Linked DNA regions of Homo sapiens: region 1 is linked to region 2. A link is an interaction called in ENCODE POLR2A ChIA-PET data of the cell type or tissue named here. Cell type or tissue: endothelial cell of umbilical vein. All regions are shown on one strand. Links, peaks and the distances in the headings refer to the core of each region. The heading gives the core; the rest is flanking DNA.

Region 1 (10,060 bases), core at 1,427-9,426, 57 kb after region 2:
CTCACAAATTTCCATTACTTTGATAACTGACTTGTGAATTTATTTCGCTTGAATTAACATTATGTGGCATTATCTGAAAGAACGCATTGCAAACCCAGAAAAGGAAAGTTAGAATTTTCATATTTGGGTTATTTAAATATACAGGCAAAAGAGAGGAAGGGAGAGACAGATACTCTTTGCATGTCATAAACAGACAAACATCCCTGAGATATTTAACCTTCAAAATAGAACAAGTAATTATGCTACATCTTTTTCTCTGTAACCCCAAGACATCAACCTCTTTGGATCTGTAATACACCTCATGTTCTATGACGTCAGTCATGCCAGTAAGAACTATGCCCAATTTTTCCTGTATATGCAGCTTCTCTTGCTTTATATTACACTTTATTCTGCATATTAAAACTGAGCAAACAGTCTAGCAGAAACCATCTTCACAGCTAGAACATCCTTTAACAAGAACCTAGATAATATTGATGGCTTATTTGAGACAACATCTACCACATTCCTTTCCCTGGATGTTATTTAAATCAAGAATTACCTACATGAAATAATTTAAAGCAGTGTTCCTCAGAGCACTGGTTGTGGGCAATAGATGTTCCACTCAAAAGGGTGGCACGGTCAAAGGGAAATGCTTCATCAGAAGAAGCTAAACAAGATTCCCCTGCTTTCCCTTTAACCACAAGATTTCACAGAGCCTCTAATATGCAAATGTGCCTTACATCCCTCTAAGAAAGGAACAGAAGAACATTGCAGTTCCCAAGCTAATTTGACCATGGAACATTTCATTCAAGGATATCTCTGTTTCCCAGAGCTGGTGGTCCGTGGAACACACTTGGGGCATCTATTTAAAGGCCAGGTCTCTCTAAAGATAAGGAAATAACTGATTAACATTCAATGGTCAAGTCAGATACTCCACATCTGTCCCTTCTGCATACCCAGAGTATACTGCACCCCCTATTTGAAGCACTGTGAAGGATCCTAGCACCTTCATTTTACACAGGAGAAATCAGAGGCCCAAAGAGATTAATCATGTGCCCAATTACACAGCTGAGTTGGGGTAGAGTTGGAATTGGAGTGTGGTGATCTTGGAAACAACAACAAAAAAAGCTAGGCTCACAGCAAAATGGCCAGGGATGCCTCTTACAGAAGACAGGACAATGACAGAATATTGTTAAAGCTTTATTAAATCCAAGAAAATATACCAGTATAGATCCTCTTGTAGTTCATAAGCATGATGATTGGCTTCTCCCAGTCACATGAGATATGCCTCCCTCAAACCTGGTTACACCATAAGCACATTATCCATCTAACATGAAAAGAAAAAATATATACATTACATATACCAGTATATACCGGCATAACATCAAATCTAGCAGGAAGATCATTACATGTGGATACTCCCTGGGGCAGGGGGGTGGTTCTCAGTAAAACCATTTTAAATATATGGTAGGCACAAGCAATTGGGAGATGTCATCCAATTCTGTTTAAAAGTAGAAGTCAGTAGTATGTGGCATATGAAAAAGTTACAAATTTCTTTTCAGCCTCGAAAATACAAAACATTTGATACTGAATACAGATGCAAATTAAAGTCTGGGAAGTATTAGACACATTTTAAGTCATTTTTTTAAAAACAAGAAATAAATCTCTAACCAAAAGAAAGTTAGAGGAGTATTTCAGGTGAATCTGATTCAAATTACAATTTTACAGACACTAATGTAATCATACACCGCTTACTATTTTGGCAGCTCACAGGTAACAGGTAACAGGATGCCAGGGAAAGTTAATGTTTCTAGGTGCAAAAGGATCCAAAATTGAGGGATACCAAAAAACATTCAGCCATTTGACTCTCTGCTTTTGAGCACTCCCTAACAATGAGGAAGTGTGAATCTAGATGACTGAAAAAGCTAACTGTACTAACTCCTACCCTCAAATTGCTGAAAGAGAAATGAGAAGCAGCCATGCTGTTTTGAATCAGGAACTAAAATCTACTGAAACAATAACAGGACAGTGTTAGCTCCCTGAGAAGATGAAATACAACCTTCACCATGTATTATTTCCCCAATGTTGACGCACACGCTTAAATTCTGCACTGTTAAATGTCATAGCAAAAATTGAATTCTTTTAAACAGCAGTAACCCTCAGTGAAATATTTGCATACTGATTTTCACCACATGTTGCTTCTGACTCATTTGTTTCAAGGATTAGCAAGGGTCTGCAGCAAGGGTGAGAAAGTCAGAGAAATAATTGTTTTGAAGGACAGCCTTCAGAAACAAAGCAAGACCAAAGGAAACTGAAGTTGCTCTGAGATGACAAGGCCATTTCCTCACTTCCTATAAAGCAACACACACTAACAACAAGAGGAAGGAGAGGCAGCACAAACATCACTCCTCAGCAAGGCCTACTTCTGATCCCCCTACCTAAAACAGCAACATCCTCTAAGCCCTGAACTCCTACACAACGTTCTTATATAGAATATAAGCTCCTAAAAGCAAGAAACTTCGCTGGGTTTTGTTTCCTTAACTGATAAATCCTCGTGCCTAGAACCATTCCTGGGACATAGTTCCTGCTCAACAGATATTTGTTGATTAAATGAACAATGCTATTCTGTGTCATCACTGAAGCCTACAGGAACTCAATCTATTTCCTACCTTTATACCTTAACCGACCAACCTTCAAGGAAAAGTGGCAGTAAAGGTCACAGGTGTTGATACCAGGTGTCACACTAAAAGAGATAAGCCCACTTCTGCAGGTCTATAGGGCTCTCATTAAGTGGAATAAGAAGGATTCAGCATACTGTGAAAACAGCATAAAAGGAGCTATGACAAAGTACAATTTATATCATGTACATTGTAGAAGATGAACAAGTATATGAATGAAAATTCAGTACATAAAGTAAATTACTACCTGACTTCTCCATCATTTAAAATACCTGGTGAGTTTCTTATAGGTGGTAGTTAACTACAGCATGTTAAATTTTTTTTTTTTTTTTTGAGACAGAGTCTCGCTCTGTCGCCCAGGCTGGAGTGCAGTGGCCTGATCTCGGCTCACTGCAAGCTCTGCCTCCCAGGTTCACGCCATTCTCCTGCCTCCGCCTCCCGAGTAGCTGGGACTACAGGCGCCCGCCACCAAGCCCAGCTAATTTCTTTTGTATTTTTAGTAGAGACGGGGTTTTACCATGTTAGCTAGGATGGTCTCGATCTTCTGACCTTGTGATCCGCCCGCCTCGGCCTCCCAAAGTGCTGGGATTACAGGTGTGAGGCAACGCACCTGGCCAGCATGTTAAAATTTTTCTATTCTGTTCCATAGTTTGAACCTTAACAGAAAGACTATTTATTCAACCAATAATTAAATTTCAAACATAAATTATACTCAGCTAAAACAAGTAAACCCAGGATTTACCATTTAAGATACTATTTGGAAATAGGTTCAAATATGAAATGCTTTCCAAAGCAGGATCATATTGTAGCACACTCTGGTTTCTCAGTAAACCACAGAAATATATCCTACTTTTATGATTTTTCCCTTTGTATTTTCTCATAGTGAAAGCATCAAGGAAAACTCACAGCTGTGCAAAAGATGCACTGGCATTCCTGGAGTGTGGTCATCTTGTCCAGAGACTGCTCACACAGGCAGAGTTTGCAAGTGATGAGGGGGGCCGGAGCCAGGTCTCCAGGAGTGGGATTTTCAGCAGTCATGGCGAGATAGTGGAGCCTACCAGCTGAGCCCATCAGCCTGTCTTCAGCATTCTTCAGTCTCCTCAATCCCTATAGAAAGGTCCAAAGCAGAAAATATTATATGGATTGATAAAGCTATTGTTTAGCCAACACGTCTGGAGGCCAGCTGATCAAATTCTCACCCTCAGTTATCCCAAAACTTACAGCTAATGCATTTCTGGGAACGACGGGCTAGAGAGTGGTTCACCTACCTCGGCAAGGTATCCCTGAAGTCCTGAAATGTAAGCTGACCTCACTGTCCTGATTCACATCATATGAGCTATGGAAATTAAAAGACCACTATGGTGGGGTGGGAATGGGGAGATGTTGGTCAAGCTTACAAAGTTTCATTTAGATGAGATGAATAAGTTCTGGGGAGCTCTCACGCAGCTTGGTGACTAGAGTTAGTAATAATACACTGTATACTTGAAAATGGCCAAGAGTAGATTTTAAATGATCTCACCACACACACACAAAGAAAAATGTGAAGTGATGATGTTCATTAGCTTGATTTAAGCATTTATATACATAGAGCAAAACATCACATTGTATACTGCAAATGTAATTTGTCAATTATACCTTAATGAAGGTCAGGGGCGGGAAATATCACTATGAGCAAACATATTTAGGAGTTGCATCACTACAATCAATTCAACAGACTCAAAAAGTACTTAAAATAGAATGTCATTCAAAAAGTTAAACAAAGAGGTAACATATGATCCAGCAATCGGGTATATACCCAAAAGAACTGAAAGCAGGGTCTCAAAGAGATATTTGTACACCCATATTCATAGCAACATTATTCACAATAGCCAAACAGTGGAGGCAACCCAAGTGTCCATCAGCAGAAGAATGAGGCTGGGCGCAGTGGCTCATGCCTGTAATCCCAGCACTGTGGGAGGCCGAGGCAGGTGGATTGCTTGAGGTCAGGAGTTCAAGACCAGCCTGGCCAACATGGTGAAACCTCGTCTCTACTAAAAATACAAAATTACAAAAAATACAAAAATACAAAATTAGCCAGGCACAGTGGCACATCTGTAATCCCAGCTACTCAGGAGGCTGAGGCGGGAGAATCACTTGAACCCAGGAGGCAGAGGTTGCAGTGAGTCAAGATTGCGTCACCACACTCCAGCCTGGGTGACAGAATGAAACGTCTCAAAAAATAAAAAATTAAAAAGACAGAAGAACAAACAAAATGTGGTCTATATATACAGTGGAATAAAAAGAAATAAAATTCTGACACATGCTACAACATGGATGAACCTTGAAGACATCATGCTAACTGAAATAAACCAGACAGAAAATCAAATATTGTATGATTCCACTTAAATGAGGTACCTAGAGTAGTCAATTCTGAGAGACAAAAAGAAGAATAGAGGTTACCAGGGGCTGGTGGGAGGGGGAAATGAAGAGTTACTGTTTGTGGGGTTTTTTTTTCCTAGAGAAAGGGTCTCTCTCTGTTGCCCAGGCTCGAGTGTGGTGGCACAATCATAGCTCACTGCAGCCTCGAACTCCTGGACTGACATGACCCTCCCGACTCCACCTCCCGAGTCAGGGTATGCTTCCTCACCTGGCATGTTCAACGGGTACAGAGTTTCTGCTTGGGATGATGAAATAATTGTTTTCCCCATTTTATAGATTAATTGTGATACTGATAAGTTAGGTAATCTGCCAAAGTTCTCAGAGCTTGTACATGGCAGAGCAGAAGACAATCCTCAGCCTTCTGAGGCCACCAAGCCCAGTGCCAGATCCATTACACCAGAGCTGCCTTGTGTGGATATCACATGGACAGACGAAGCAGAGAAAAGAAGGAGGAAGGGGGACAGAAAGAGGAAAAGAGAGTTGAAGTCCATGACTACAGCTATCCTTAAGGTCCCTGAAGCTGCACAGAAACAAAATTTGTCTCCCCACACAGCATGACCATGGGAAAAGACATCTTTAGACTGAAAAATAAAAACTACAGCCAAAGTTCTTCTACTAGATTGTTTTTATTCTGAATCTTTATCTTTAAAAGAGACTAAATAATTGTGAAAATAATTTCTCCACATATTCATATTTTATATCACATCTGGAAATTTCATGTTCTGGTTAAACAAAAGCAAAATCCTATAGTTCTTACTATTTTTAAAGAGTGGCCAATTCTAATAAATTCTGCCATAGAAATAATTGCAAATACACCTCCCCCTACAAGAACCAAGCTCTTTTCCTCTTAATTTTCAGACAAAAGAAATTACATGTAATCATTTGCTACCTACTCCCAACAATAGCTTAAGTCTCAATATGTAAGTACAAAAGTACTAAAACAAGTAGGGGAAAATCAAATTCGATTAGATAGAAAAGGAAAAAAATAAATGAGATATTTGCTTGTCAATCTGTCCACATCCACTTTCTTAATGTCATACCAGAAAGTCAACGATTACTAACTCGAGCAACCTGAAGCATTCAAGGTTTTTCACCTACTCCCAGTACTCAGTACCAGAAAACCTGATTCAAAATAATTAAATAGGAAGCTAACTAATGGTTAGTTTCCATGTGGAAGACATGGTTTTTTTCTCAGCAAATGCCGGATAAAGTTCAAGACACAGCGTTATTCCATTAACTACTGAGGAGCTGTCATCCAAGAGCAAATTAAATTCAAATAGACCTGCACGTCAAATTCAGGATTTTGAGTTTTTGTAAAAAATCTCTCTTTATGATAAACATACGGGTAAAAATGAATGACTTTACCTTTTCCTTCCTCCCAGTTCATGCTTAAACAACTGTCATCAGCTTGCGTCTCCAGTACTCCCGGGCTCATGGCACACAGTCCCACCAACTTCCCATCTGTTGTCTTCTCACCTGTACATTCTCAACGCTGCTTCACTGCTTATGCAATCTATTCTGAATTATCTTTCTTTCAAGAGAAATCCCAAGTAAAACAACAAGAAGAAACGTAGGTAGTAAATGCTTCCTGAGTAGGAGAAAAAGGGTAATGACACAGGCCAGAACCATCCCACACCCCAAATGTCAAATACACTTAGCCATGTGGAGAAAGCTGGTGTGAATAGCCAATCCTGTTGTTCTGACCTAGCAAGAGATCTAGGTACTCTTCGAGAAATCCAAGTATTTCTCAGTCTTACTCTATATTATTTTTTTAGAAGGAAATATTAAACAGGCCAAAGTTTTAATGTACTCTTGAAAAACAAAGACATAATTGGGATACCTCTTAGAAATTAATTGGATACTCTTGAAAGACATATTGGATTCCTCTAATAATACCTCAATTATTATCCATAATGGAATACCTATAATTAGATATTTCTTAGAAATAGTCTTCTTTTGAAGGTAGAACTAAAAATTGTGGTAATCAAGACCATGTGAAACATAATTGTCTCTTACTATAAACAGTACGTAAGTTTTTACTCCTTAAAACTAAGGAGTTACATGCCTATAGGCTATGAAGTCAAAGTTATAAAAAACATATGTAATTTTTATAATAGAAAAACCTTTACATAGCAGAGATGCATTTTGTTTTTTAAAAAATTCCAAGCATTCCAAAAAGGCAGGACTTATGACTCAGTGACATAGAGGAAAAAAGTTACATATTTCATCTCCTTGAGATGTGAACAATCCAAAATGATTCTTCAAAAAGTGATTTATTTTTCTGTGTACAATAACACCAATTCCCTAAAGCAATGGCTCTCAGACATTTTTCAAGCAATGAGCTTTCAAAAACAAAAATCTTAGTCAAACCACCACTGTATAAAAGAGATTCAGGTAGACAAGTGCCAGCACCCAATAGTGGGTGTCCAGAGCCAGTCCCCTTGACCTTCCCCACTCAGCAGCCCCCCAGGCACCATTGCAGAAGCCTAAACCTGCACCATGCACAGACTAAAAACCAACCCTTTCGTTTCTCACTTTGGGCAAAACCAACAATGGATAGTTAAAAAAATGAATGAAATGCAGTGAGCACTTCATTTAAAAAAAAAAAAGAATATCAAACAAGAAATCCTTTCACCATTGATTCATTGCAAAATGAGCTCTTCAATCAGTAAACAGGAGAATCCTGAAAGCCTCTAATGAATTTCCCCACACCTGAGATGCCTGTGAATGGCTCCAAGGTTTCCTTGCATTTCTTCCTTTGTGTCATATTACTATTCACCGGTCTTCACAGCATGAAACCCCCAATAGTAGAGCCTCAGGAAGCTCAGGGCATTTGATAACACACTCCCAGCTCCTCCTGTCCCTCCCATTGGGCCACAACTTCACAGGGGCACAAGCAATTCACATCCACTCCCCTCCAGGTTTCAAGAAAAGTCTTCATTCCAGAAAGAGGCTAACTCACTCCTACTGCCTCATACCTCACATTTCTATCAAAAATAAGAAAGTGACTTGAATTATCCACCCTACCACTTGATTTTAAAAGCTAACAATTATAATTACTTTTACAGTGATTATAGATGTGACTGTGCCTCTCACCGAGTGTCAAGAACCCCTTGTGAAAAGAATTTTGGCAGAGAATGCAAGGGGCACCTTGAAATCTGACAGCTGCCTTTCAAGTTTAGGCATTCTAAGGTTGGTAGCAGGTATCACTTGCTTATATATACCTAATCATAGAACAAGACAGATTGGTTGGGCCATGTAAGGAAGGAAAGCCATTCTGAAACGTCTGAGTTTGCACTAAATTACCAGGAAAGGAGAACCAGCAGTTCTACCTGCTCTATGTGTCTCTTGCACTATAAAGTGTTCATTATATGAGAAGCAAGTACTATCTGATAGGAAAGAATGGAAAGTCGCCTTTCCCCTCGTGTCTTGTCATTAGAATTGTCAAAGAAGGGAATACTTCAGCACAGAATGTATAAGGAATTTTCATATTCTGCTGATGGCCTGAAAAAGCAATCTGCTCCAAAAATGCAAATGATGGGAGAGCCAACATTCAAAGCTTTTTTTTTTTTTTCTTGGTTGGGGGGTAGGGGACGGAGTATCACTCTGTCATCCACGCTAGAGTGCAGTGGCATGATCTCAGCTCACTGCAACCTCCACCTCCCGGGTTCAACCAATTCTCCTGCCTCAGCGTTCCAAGTAGATGGGATTTCAGGTGCCCACCACCACGCCGGGCTAATTTTTGTATTTTTAGTAGAGACGAGGTTTCACCATATTGACCAGGCTGGTCTTGAACTCCTGACCTCATGATCCGCCCACCTCGGCCTCCCAAAGTGCTGGGATTACAGGTGTAAGCCACCACACCCAGCTATTCAAAGTATTTTTAACCAATGTAGTTTATGTCTGTTTGATTATCCAAAATCAACACAGTTATTCCCTTACACAAAAAGATAGTGTAATTGGAAGGGATAATGTTTTATTAGGATACTTACCCTAATTATTATTAGGACACTTATCCCTAATTATTTTGGAATTTTTACTTTATTATGCAGAAACTTTAAAATTTGGAGAAACTGCTAAAGCACAACTAAGGAGACTAAGAGAAATAGAAAGCTACTAAAATGAATCAGCTAGATATTACTGATGCCACAGGATATTAATGTAAATAAAAATCCAGTTGATCTGCACTGAGGTCTTAATTCCAAGCTATGCTATGAAATTCTAAGAGTTACTCAAGTACAGGGGACAAACAGAAGAGGAGACATATGTATACTCTCAATGTGTTTATATGCCTTTGTGAGACATCGAGTCATCACTGTGAAGTAGCTAGAATAACAGATATGAATGCATAAATATGGGAGGGAGGTAGCAAAGGGGAAAGTTTTTGAGAAGGGTGGGTGGTGATGAAGAAAGGCTGAAGTGTTGCCTTGTAAAATGGAGACATATTCTCGGGAAGCTAATATTCTAATAAAGCAGAAAAAAAGAGCAGCAATCTAAAGGTCCCATCCTTGCCTTGTTAGGAAAGCTATCCCCATATCAGCTAAGAACACACCAGGCAACCAGTTTCCACTCAATGCAATCTGAAAATCAGCATTATGTTGATCTTGGTACTTCTGCCCAATAGAGTAGTTTGGTTAGCTACTGGTTCCTTTTCCTAACAGAAACTATTAGTGAACCCAATGGTACTAATTGAGTCTAGTAAAGTGCTGAGCATTATCAGCCATTAGCTGAAGTTCTACCCTAAATACAATCCAAATACAATGGCAGGGTGACCTGCTGGCTGGTAGCAGTAGCAACAGCAATGAAGGAAGCAAGGGCTTATGGTAGACCTCCTTTGTGGCCAGTGTTGTAGCTCTACTCTCCGCTTGCATCTCCAACCAGCTCTCTGGTCATTCAAGGACAAGATGAACCAGCGTACATTCTTTCAATCAGAAAAACAGTTCTAATGCATGCCCTAACCTAAGAGGACATGAACAAATGGAAAC
Region 2 (10,060 bases), core at 884-8,883:
TCACTATTTTGTCAAATTAATATTTCATTCCCTAAGCATGCATTGCCTAAATAAGAATGGCAAGGAGTTGGCTACACAGCAGAGAAACTAGGTCAGGGTCCAAACTGGGCGTATATAATCTATCTAATGGTCTGTTCATTAGACAAATGGAGAAGGGGTTCTCAAATATAAACACTTTAAAATAATGTCAAATACTTTCAAAAGACCTTCTCCAAACAGACGAATAGACCAATACAGGCTCACAGCCCCAAGGGGCACAGAAAATAAGCAACAGGAATTGGAGTGAGCGATAGCACCATGTAACACTTTAGCTACTGCCCATCAAAACCACCACCCAGCACACAGAGATATCCAACTCACAGAGTGTTGTCAAATCTATTATCAGACTTCGTATGAACAATAACCTCATATTGTCATAAGACAGTTATTACAGGTTGAGCATCCCTAGTCCACAATTTGAAATCCAAAATGCTCCAAAATCTGAAACTTTTTGAGTGCCAACATGACAAAGGAAATGCTCATTGAAGCCTTTCTGACTCCTGGTATTCAGAGTAAGGATGCTTAACCAATAAACATATCATGAAAATATTTCAAAATCTGAAAACACTGAGATCTGAAACACTTCTTATCCCAAGTATTTTGGATAAGGGATGCTCAACTTGTATCTTAATTCCCTTATTTTCAGATAGGGAAACAGACTCACAGAGGCTGAGTGGCTTCTATGAGACACACAGATACCGAGTGACAATGTCAGAATGCAAATCCTCCTATCCTCTGAGTTCTTTACGTTGCCCTGTGATACCCACGGAGCTTCCTGCTATGGCCACGAAAATGTAGGCAACAGTGGTTTGAATCCGGCTAAGAGGGCACATGCCTGCCATGTGTATTAGCTTCTCTATTCCTCTCCATTTGTTTGTTCTGAGATTCAAGCACAGCATCGTAGCCAAGTAGCATTACTATTCATGAAGCCTGGTTCTACACATTCTGGGTGCACTGTGTGATTAAGCCAATGGGATTACAACACTCGTATTTTGTTCTTGCTGATGCAGAACAACGATAGCCTCAAGCAAAGCAGGAATGAAACACAGAGGTCTCTCACTCTGGGCACTGCTGTTGCCATAAAAACCCTCTGTATCGCCCAAGTGTGGTGGCTTATGTCTGTAATCCTAGCACTTTGGGAGGCCTAGGCGGGTGGATCACTTGAGGTCAGGATTTCAAGACCAGCCTGGCCAATATGGTGAAACCCCATCTCTACTAAAAATAGAAAAATTAGCCAGGCGTGGTGGCAAGTGCCTGCAATCCCAGCTAATCGGGAGGCTGAGGCAGGAGAATCGCTTGAACCCAGGAGGCAGTGGTTGCAGTGAGCCGAGATCGTGCCACTGAACTCCAGTCTAGGCAACAGAGCAAGACTCTGTCTCAAAAACAAAACAAAACAAAAAAAAACCCGCTGTACTAAAAAGGTACAGATTTAATTGCTTCCTATCACGATAAAATCTCAACCTTTACAGAGCATAAAATATCATGAGAGAACCCTCCTTTCTACGTGCTGAAAGAATTTAGGACCGTTGTTTCTATTGTTGTGTTCTTTCTAATATGACTGTCACACATCATGAGCTGGCAATTTAGTCAGGTAAGAAAATTTCTTTTCTCATTTTGCAAGCAACAAGAATGATATATACCAATACAGGCAGATACTGTATCTGAGCAAAGAGCGGGAACAAGTCATGATTTCCTACTGAGAACCAGTAGACCACGGTGCCTCACTACCTAAAGAGAAAGCAAAACTCATACAAACTTTAATTCCAGCAATATCTGGAAGATTCCTCTGGGGCAAACAACTAGAAATGCTTTTTTGTTGGCAACTTACCAATTCTGAGACACTTCTCAGGGAAGTTCTGCAGGAAAATAACCAATCTCTAAACGCCATCACAACGTAACTCCTTCTACACGTAAGGTATGTTGAATTTCTAAGAAAACTAGTGAATAATCCCAAAGACAAAGTTTCCTTTCTTACCGGTGCTCTGTTGGCAGGACAATAGGCTGACTGTCTCTACAGGAGACCTCTGCATGCCAAGCATCCTTGCAACACGAGCAGAATTTCAGGTGGCAAGAAGGGCATTCCACCAGCACAGGCTGTCCTGGGTCACTCGAGGCAACAGGGCACACTGTCTGACAGTCTGCAACAGGACACCATGTTCGGTAGGGGTCCAGATGAACTTCTAAAGTGTAAAGAAAGAAAATGTGATGGTCTGCCCGATTCATGTTTGAGTCTTTCTCACCTTCATTTGCCCTCTTATTTATTTAATTTATTTGGAACCAGAGTCTCACTCTGTCGCCCAGGCTGGAGTACAGTGGCATGATTTCAGCTCACTGCAACCTCCCCTCCTGGGTTCAACCGATTCTTCTGCCTCAGCCTCCCGAGTAGCTGGGACTACAGGTGCGCACCATCACGCCTGGCTCATTTTTGTATTTTTAGTAGAGACAGGTTTCACCTTGTTGGCCAGGCTGATCTCGAATTCCTGACCCCAGGTGATCTGCCTACCTTGGCCTCCCAAAGTGCTGGGATTTTACAGGCATGAGCCACCACACCTGCCCCATTTACCCTCTTTTTTAAACTGACATTTATGGAAGTATAATACAACAAGGGTGAGGATTTCTACTATTAGTCTTCATAATGGATCCAAACCTATCATTTACAAGGTCGCTAAGCCCTGCCACATTTCTCAAAGTAGGTACTAACAGAATAGCTTACCATTGCCTTTATGAACAGATAAAAAGTGTTCTCTGTAAACAAAATTCACAAGACTTTTAGAATATTTCCCACCTTTGAGCACGTAAAATAGGCAAAAATCTCAAATCCCTTCTACAATTATTTGGGCACTATCTTGGAAGAGAATTGGACATAAAAAGCAAATTTTTAATAAGATATTTTTCCAAAAAGACTTTGTCCTTTCAGGCACTGAGAAACAGATAGTGAGGTTTCTTCCACATTCCCAGGAAATTAAAGAACAAGGAAGAAAATAATCAAATAGTTTAGGGATTAAACAGTATCTGGTGTGGCTTAGCCAAGAAGTTGGATTACCTGTCAGTTTGGATATTCTGCTCCCTACCAATGTGCAACTTAGGGACAATGTGTGAAAGACCCACATGTGGGCCGGGCACTGTGGCTCACGCCTGTAATCCCAGCACTTTGGGAGGCTGAGGTAGGCGGATCACAAGGTTAGGAGATCAAGACCATCCTGGCTAACAGGGTGAAACACCATCTCTACTAAAAATACAAAAAATTAGCCGGGCATGGTGGCGGGTGCCTGTAGTCCCAGCTACTTGGCAGGCTGAGGCAGGAGAATGGCGTGAACCCGGGAGGCAGAGGTTGCAGTGAGCTGAGATCGCACCACTGCACTCCAGCCTGGGCAACAGAGCAAGACTCCGTCTCAAAAAAAACAAAACAAAAAAAACAAAAACAAAAAACAAACAAAAAAAACCCCCACATGTTCTAGAAACAAAAGGCAGAGAGACTTTCACAGACCATTATAATAGCTAGTCATAACACATTGGCTAGTTCCATATGACATACAGGAAAGAAGATAGAGTTGGAGAACTGACAGCCATCTATTTAAGTGTTTGCAAATCTTGCTTGGTATCTCTTTTTTATTCAGTAGCAGACCCCATGTTCTTTCCATATACTATGACCTTTAAGGGAACATACCATGTAAAAAATGATGTTATTTGAGGGGTAGAGTACCCCTTTTTTCTCTGAACTCAGGTATTTTGCAAAATTTGAATTGACAACATTCTAGTTTTAAACGTCCTAGGGCTCATGATTCCTAGAAATGTACACACAGGAGGCAAACAAATCCAAAGGATGGTGCAAAAAGAAAATAAAGGTATTAAGTAGGAATTTAGTTTTTACAGTTAATAATTTTACACATTCAATATCAAGGAGAAAGTCTGAAATGTTCCAATAAAATACTGTCTCCACTAATGTCTCGCCTAGAAATGAAATAATTGGATCTATCTTGTTATAAGTTTTCATTCAAAAATTGCATCCTTAAATATATGGTCTTATCTAGGAATTCTGGAGGGTGGGGGTCAAAGAACAGTGAACCCTTCACACAAATGCAATCACAAGGAGGAAATTCTATAATTCACAGATGCTCAGACCCCAACAGAGATGGACCCTCCAAGATCACTAAAACCTTAAGAAGTCAAGGAAACAGTGGCACACATAGGATCCAAGGCCTTGGTCTTTTATTTCTACACCATTTAATATTTTCTTCCAATCTATTACAACCGCTTCACAAATACTAAGCCCAAAGAAATGAAGGTTAGTATGTAACTTAGAGTGAAAGACTCCCATATCAAATATCTACTTCGCTTCCCTTCTAAATCAGAGATCTTTTAAAAGTTTGATGAAAAAGAAGGAAAAATAAGGGAAAAGGAAACTTAAAACACATATTACTGTTAAAATTTATAGCATCCCTAGTGATCACCTTAAAAAGATACAAGGATGCAATTTGTTCTCATAGCTCTAATCAATTAAAACTACTTGGTAGAAGTTCCGACTTGTTTCTACCAGCTTATTATTTCAGGTATCTGGGGTGACAAAAGGGAAGCACAGACAAATAAATAAAGGAGAAATTATAGGTTTTGATGAATTACTATAAAGAAAGGACCTTAGTAAGCAGTGCAGCTATGGCGCAGTGCAGCTATGGCACAGTCCGTTGAAAGCAAGGAAAGAGTTTGAGCCAGAGAAAACACTGAACTTCCGTATTTTTCACTATTATGACAGCACATAAAGGTCCATGCAAAGGAGTGTAGAAAAAGAAAAAGGAGGAAAACTTTACAGCTTTCTACACATTTCCTTCATTAGAAGTCCTTATTCCTTAGGAATGGCTTACAGAGCTTAACTAAGAGCATTAGTGGAGTAACTAAGAGACAGATTTTGACTCTATCCAAAAAGGAAATTGACTACTCTAGCCAACTCTGTAGAGCGTCTATTCAACATCTCTCCCAACCCCCTTGAACCTTCCTTATGAAGACCTATCACTATAAAATCTGAATATTCTAGAGATATTCTTTCCCACAATTCCATGAAACTAAGTCTTGGACATGTGACATGATTCTAGCCAATGAGAGGCAAAGGCAGGTCCACTAAGGGGCTTCTGGGACTGGATCTCCACCTTGATACATAGGAAAGAAAGGCCTTTCTGTTTTTCTGCCTTTGAACCCAACTGTGTGAGGTTATGATGCTTGGATCATCAAAACAATCTTGCAGCTATGAGGGAAAGCTAAATGATTCAGAGATGCTATTAGGTTGGTAAAAAATAATTTGTGTTTTCATTAAAAACATGGCAAAAACAGCAATTTTACCAACCTAATAAATTAACCAAAACCCATGACAGCCTACCTCTGGACTTGTGAGTGAGGTACTGAAATGCCCTTGCTGTTAAAGTCACTTTTAGGCAGGCATTCTGTTCCTTGCAGCTGAAAGCATCTTAGCTGATGTGGCTATTTCTGGTAATAGCAAGCAAGTACCCAGTTCAAACAAGGACTGTTCCTCCTGTGTGGTAGATATTTTATCAACGAGATTAAAGCATCATGTCCAAGATGACTTTTAAAGTCTTTTCCAAACCAATGATTTTATCATTCTAAATGTGAGGCACATGGAAATGTGTATGTAAGTAGAAATTTAAAAATGCATCCACATACAGTATCCTGTAGAAAACATTGTGTACAATAAAAATTGATACACCTTTGTAAAAAGTTAACATGCTATGCCATGTCTATAAGGTTTCTATGTAGGTGAGCAAATAATATACATTCATACAGTTGAACGCCACATAGCTTTTTTAAAAAAAATAAATCAATATAACAATTTGGAAAGACCTCTAAGATATAATGTTAAGTGTAAGAAAAAAACAAACAAAAAAAAAGCAGGCTGGGTGCAGTAGCTCATGCCTGTAGTCCCAGCACTTTGGGAGGCTGAGGCGGGTGGATCACCTGAGGCAGGAGTTCGAGATCAGCCTGGCCAACATGGTGAAACCCCATCTCTACTAAAAATACAAAAATTAGCCAGATGTGGTGGTGGGCGCCTGTGATCCCAGCTACTAGGGAGGCTGAGGCAGGAGAATCATTTGAACCTGGGAGGCGGAGGTTGCAGTGAACCAAGATCGTGCCACTGTACTCCAGCCTGGGCAACAGAGTGCGACTCCATCTCAAAAAAAAAAAAAAAAAAAGCAGACAGAAAGAGTATAAATGAAACATTTTTATAAAAACATGTATATATAGGCCAGGCACAGTGGCTCACTCCTGTAATCCCAGCACTCTGAGGGGCCAAGGCTGGCCTATCACATTAGCCCAGGAATTCAAGACCAGCCTGGCCAACAGTGGTGAAATCTCATCTCCACAACAACAACAAAAAAGTAGCCAGCCATGGTGGTGCACACTTATAGTCCCAGCTACTTGAGAGGCTGAGGTGGGAGGATTGCTTGAGCCCAGGAGGCAGAAGGTACAGTGAGCTGAGATCATGCCACTGCACTCCAGCCTAGGTAACAGAGAGAAACACTGTCTCAAAATAAATAAAATAAAAATATGTATATATAGAAATATACTTTAACATTTGCAGAAGAATATTAAAAAAACATAACAGTTACTCTTGAGTAAAGGCAGGGGCTAGGAGAGGAGGCAAAGATTTACTTCATCTCTAAACTTGAAATTTTTTTTTAAAAAAGGTCAAGTACTACTTTTATAATTTTTTAAAATTGGTTTTAAAAAGCTACTTTGATCTGCATATGTACAAACAGATAAAGCAATTCTGGAACTAAGCTGTCCCCTAGAAAAATCATTTACTTTTTTATAATACTGAAACACATTCAAATTTCCCCTTTGTTTCATATTCTTCTCCATATACACAATTCTCATCCTATGCTTTTCCTCTCCCCTAAAAATTCCCTTTCTTCTTCAAGTCATAACCTATCCATTCTTAAGTGAACTACCTTCTATTGTGCACATGCCTTAATTTGGGGGAAGGAGCACAGAATCGGCATCTTGTTAATTGCTGCTGTCTATTCATTTCATGGAGATGGCCTCTCTGACGGTAGGCAAGGCTGTTTCTCATTCTGTTTGTGTGCTCCAACTTACCTGAAACAGTGAGGGGATGCCCACCTATTGATTCAGAGCAGTAATTTCTGGGTTTTTCAAAAGCATATAGATGTATTTCTATGCCAACAATTGACTTATAATGCACATACTAATAATACCATCTTGAATTGCCTTGTATTGGAATTTTCCAATTCACTTCTAGTACTCTCATCAACAGATGTGCACAGCATATTAAAATCATCCAATATCAGTCCTGGTGTTGAAAGTATGTTATGATTTCTATTAGACCATAGCTCTCCACCCACCTCAATTAGGGCTCTCAAATTTCGAAAGTCATCGATTTGGCAAGACTTGGAACTTTCCATATAGCACTTAAACATTAAACCTCCTTTATGAAGTATCACTTACAAGGGCAACAATGAAAAACAAATTTTAACATTAAAACAAATAACTATCCCTTTTAGAATTCTATTCTCTATACATAACTTTTATTTTACTTCCTATCTCAGCTTAGTTTTGGATGAGCAATTCACATTCACTGGTTCTCATTCCTATCCACTCAAATCCTTCTTAAGTATCTGAAATGAACTTTTGCTCTAAACACATTAATAAACTGCTCTGTAAAAATTACAAGTGACATCCCTCTATAGTCACATTCAGCAAATGTTTCCAAATCCATCTCTGACCCTGGACACTTCTCGTCACTCTGTCTTCTATGTGTCAGGCCCTGCCCTCTCTTTTCTTCTCATGGTCCCTTCTCCTTTATCATCAATACTGCTTTCTTTCTCCCATCCATGGATGGTATCCAGGTCTTACTTCTAGGTTTCTTTCATACTTATTTACGGAACTCATATCGTAAGTAAGCCTCGACTTCAATTAAATTTGGATTATTCCAAATAACTTCTCCAGATATGACCTCTTATGACAATAAGACTGAAAATTAGACACATGTCTATTATTCATTGTTTATTCAACAAATGACTGGTTTCAGGTACTTGTTAGAGACCCTGGGCACATGGAGATGAAAAATAGAGGCTTTCCTCCTCAGAAGCTTCACAGTATGAAAAGGAAATAGATGTTTAAAATGAATACAATGTCAAAAAAAGAAAAGGGAAACCAAGCAATGCAAATAAATGACAGTGCATCCCATGAGATAACAAAAATGAAATTATCAACAAATATTGATGAGGATCTCTTGGGGTAGAGGTAAGAAATATTTAATAGTTATATATGGAAAGTTTGTTATGATTTTTTTATCCAAATATCCAAATGTAGTTTCCCCTTTAATCAACTCTAAAAACAGGGGGGTAAAACTAGTCCCTCCTAATCATAAAACAAAGCAGGAAACACATGCTGAGACAAAACACAATGACATTAGATTACAAAGAGATAAAGCACCATATCAACAGATCTTTTTTAAAAAATCCCTGAGGTAGCAACTTTGCAGGCAGCATTTAGAAGCTGTAGAAGAGAGAACAGACTTTTTCTGGATATTAGAATTAAGATTCTGTCCTTAAAGAAAACACTGAACAAGGGCATTCACATCCCGAAGTGGGATCTTGCCAGCTCATGAGAACCAATTGTGTCTCTTTCCAACTCCAAGTTCAGTGACATTACCTTGGTAGCTTAAAATTAGCCATGGTGGAAGTATTAATATTTACACCTTAGAAACTCAGCTGGGTGTGGTGGCTCACAACTGTAATCCTAGCACTTTGGGAGGCCGAGGTGGGTGGATCACCTGAGGTCAGGAGTTCGAGACCAGCCTGGCCAACATAGTGAAAACACCTTCTCTACTAAAAAATACAAAATTAGCCAGGCCTGGTGGCACACACGTGTAATCCCAGCTACTCGGGAGGCTGAGGCAGGAGAATCACTTGAACCCGGGAGGCGGAGATCGCAGTAAGCTGAAATATTGCCACTGCACTCCAGCCTGGGTGACAGAGCAAGACTCCATCTAAAAAAAAAAAACTGGCAAGCACTACAAATCAGAGTTGTTCCCCTCATCCCGCCAAAGACTGTTTACCAACACCTCATTAAACACAGGCCATGAAAGTAATGAATTGGAAGTAAACATATCAATACATTAATATAAAACCTGCATCCAGCACAGACAAGTCTGGGAAAGTGCAGAATTTGCACAGCACAAAAAGAGGAGAAACCAAAACTGGAACAGTGACAGCTGACTTATCCCTTACAGTCAAACAGCTACACACAGATCATTTATAGAAATTCATAAATGGCATTTTTGGATAAGAAAAGGGAAATTGGTAACTCTGTCTGAAAGCACAAAGAATACTTATACAATTTGTTTTTCCATCTACTTTCTCTATTTTTGATTCACAGTAGGCACCTCTGAGCTCAAAGTACATTTATTGCTCTTTCAACTGGGTAACTACTAACTTAGAATTGCTAGAGATTATTGTACAACATTGTGACTATACTTAATATATTACATTCTTGAAAAATGCTAAGAAAGTAGATGTAAAATGTTTTCACCACAAAAACAATGACTACATAAGATAGATAACGCATATGTTAATTTTAGTTATATCCACAATGTATATATATATATATACTTCAAAACACGTTGTAGACAGTAAATACATACAATTTTATCTGTCAATTTTTAAAAATTCATTAAATAGATTAACACATAAGATAAGCTCTTTGTTTTTAGTAAATATACATGCAATACAAATGAATAGAGCTAAAAATATTAAGGGTAAAGCAAACTTCAACTGATCTTTAGATAAAGGGATTTTAATTCTTTACTTTTGTATATTTCTTAGATTTATCTCTTGTCTATGTATTATTGATTTTTGTGAAATAAAAATGTTAAAACCTTTATAATTTTTAAAGAAAAAAATTGCTAGAGATAAAGCCTTTGAGATGATTACGTTTGTGAGAACCAGATCACACTGAGCCAATTCTAAGCCTTGCTTTTGAGAGTTACTGACAG

Evidence for each region. Peaks named below come from ENCODE experiments on the same cell type or tissue, not always from the same donor. Only the 100,000 strongest peaks of a DNase experiment are listed, where the experiment ranks them.
Region 1: POLR2A ChIA-PET joins it to region 2 with 8 read pairs; 6 of 35 experiments call an interaction of 5 or more read pairs at or near these places.

Annotation. Positions count from the first base shown.
Region 1 is chr6:18,393,203-18,403,262 of GRCh38, reverse strand. It overlaps RNF144B (ring finger protein 144B), which reads right to left. Exons shown (of 8, transcript NM_182757.4): 2 at 3,564-3,764. The coding sequence starts at 3,728. It overlaps LOC124901544 (small nucleolar RNA U13), which reads left to right and starts at 1,211; the gene lies at 1,211-1,312. RefSeq lists enhancers at 2,234-2,283, 2,394-2,493. In endothelial cell of umbilical vein, for the core only: no CTCF peak of the experiment used is centred there; a DNase peak (open chromatin) is centred at 2,272; H3K27ac peaks cover 6,042 bases.
Region 2 is chr6:18,449,314-18,459,373 of GRCh38, reverse strand. RNF144B (ring finger protein 144B) reads right to left here. Exons shown (of 8, transcript NM_182757.4): 5 at 2,015-2,219. Among named protein-coding and RNA genes, the nearest start is that of RNF144B, 67 kb to the right of the region's middle. In endothelial cell of umbilical vein, for the core only: no CTCF peak of the experiment used is centred there; a DNase peak (open chromatin) is centred at 4,743.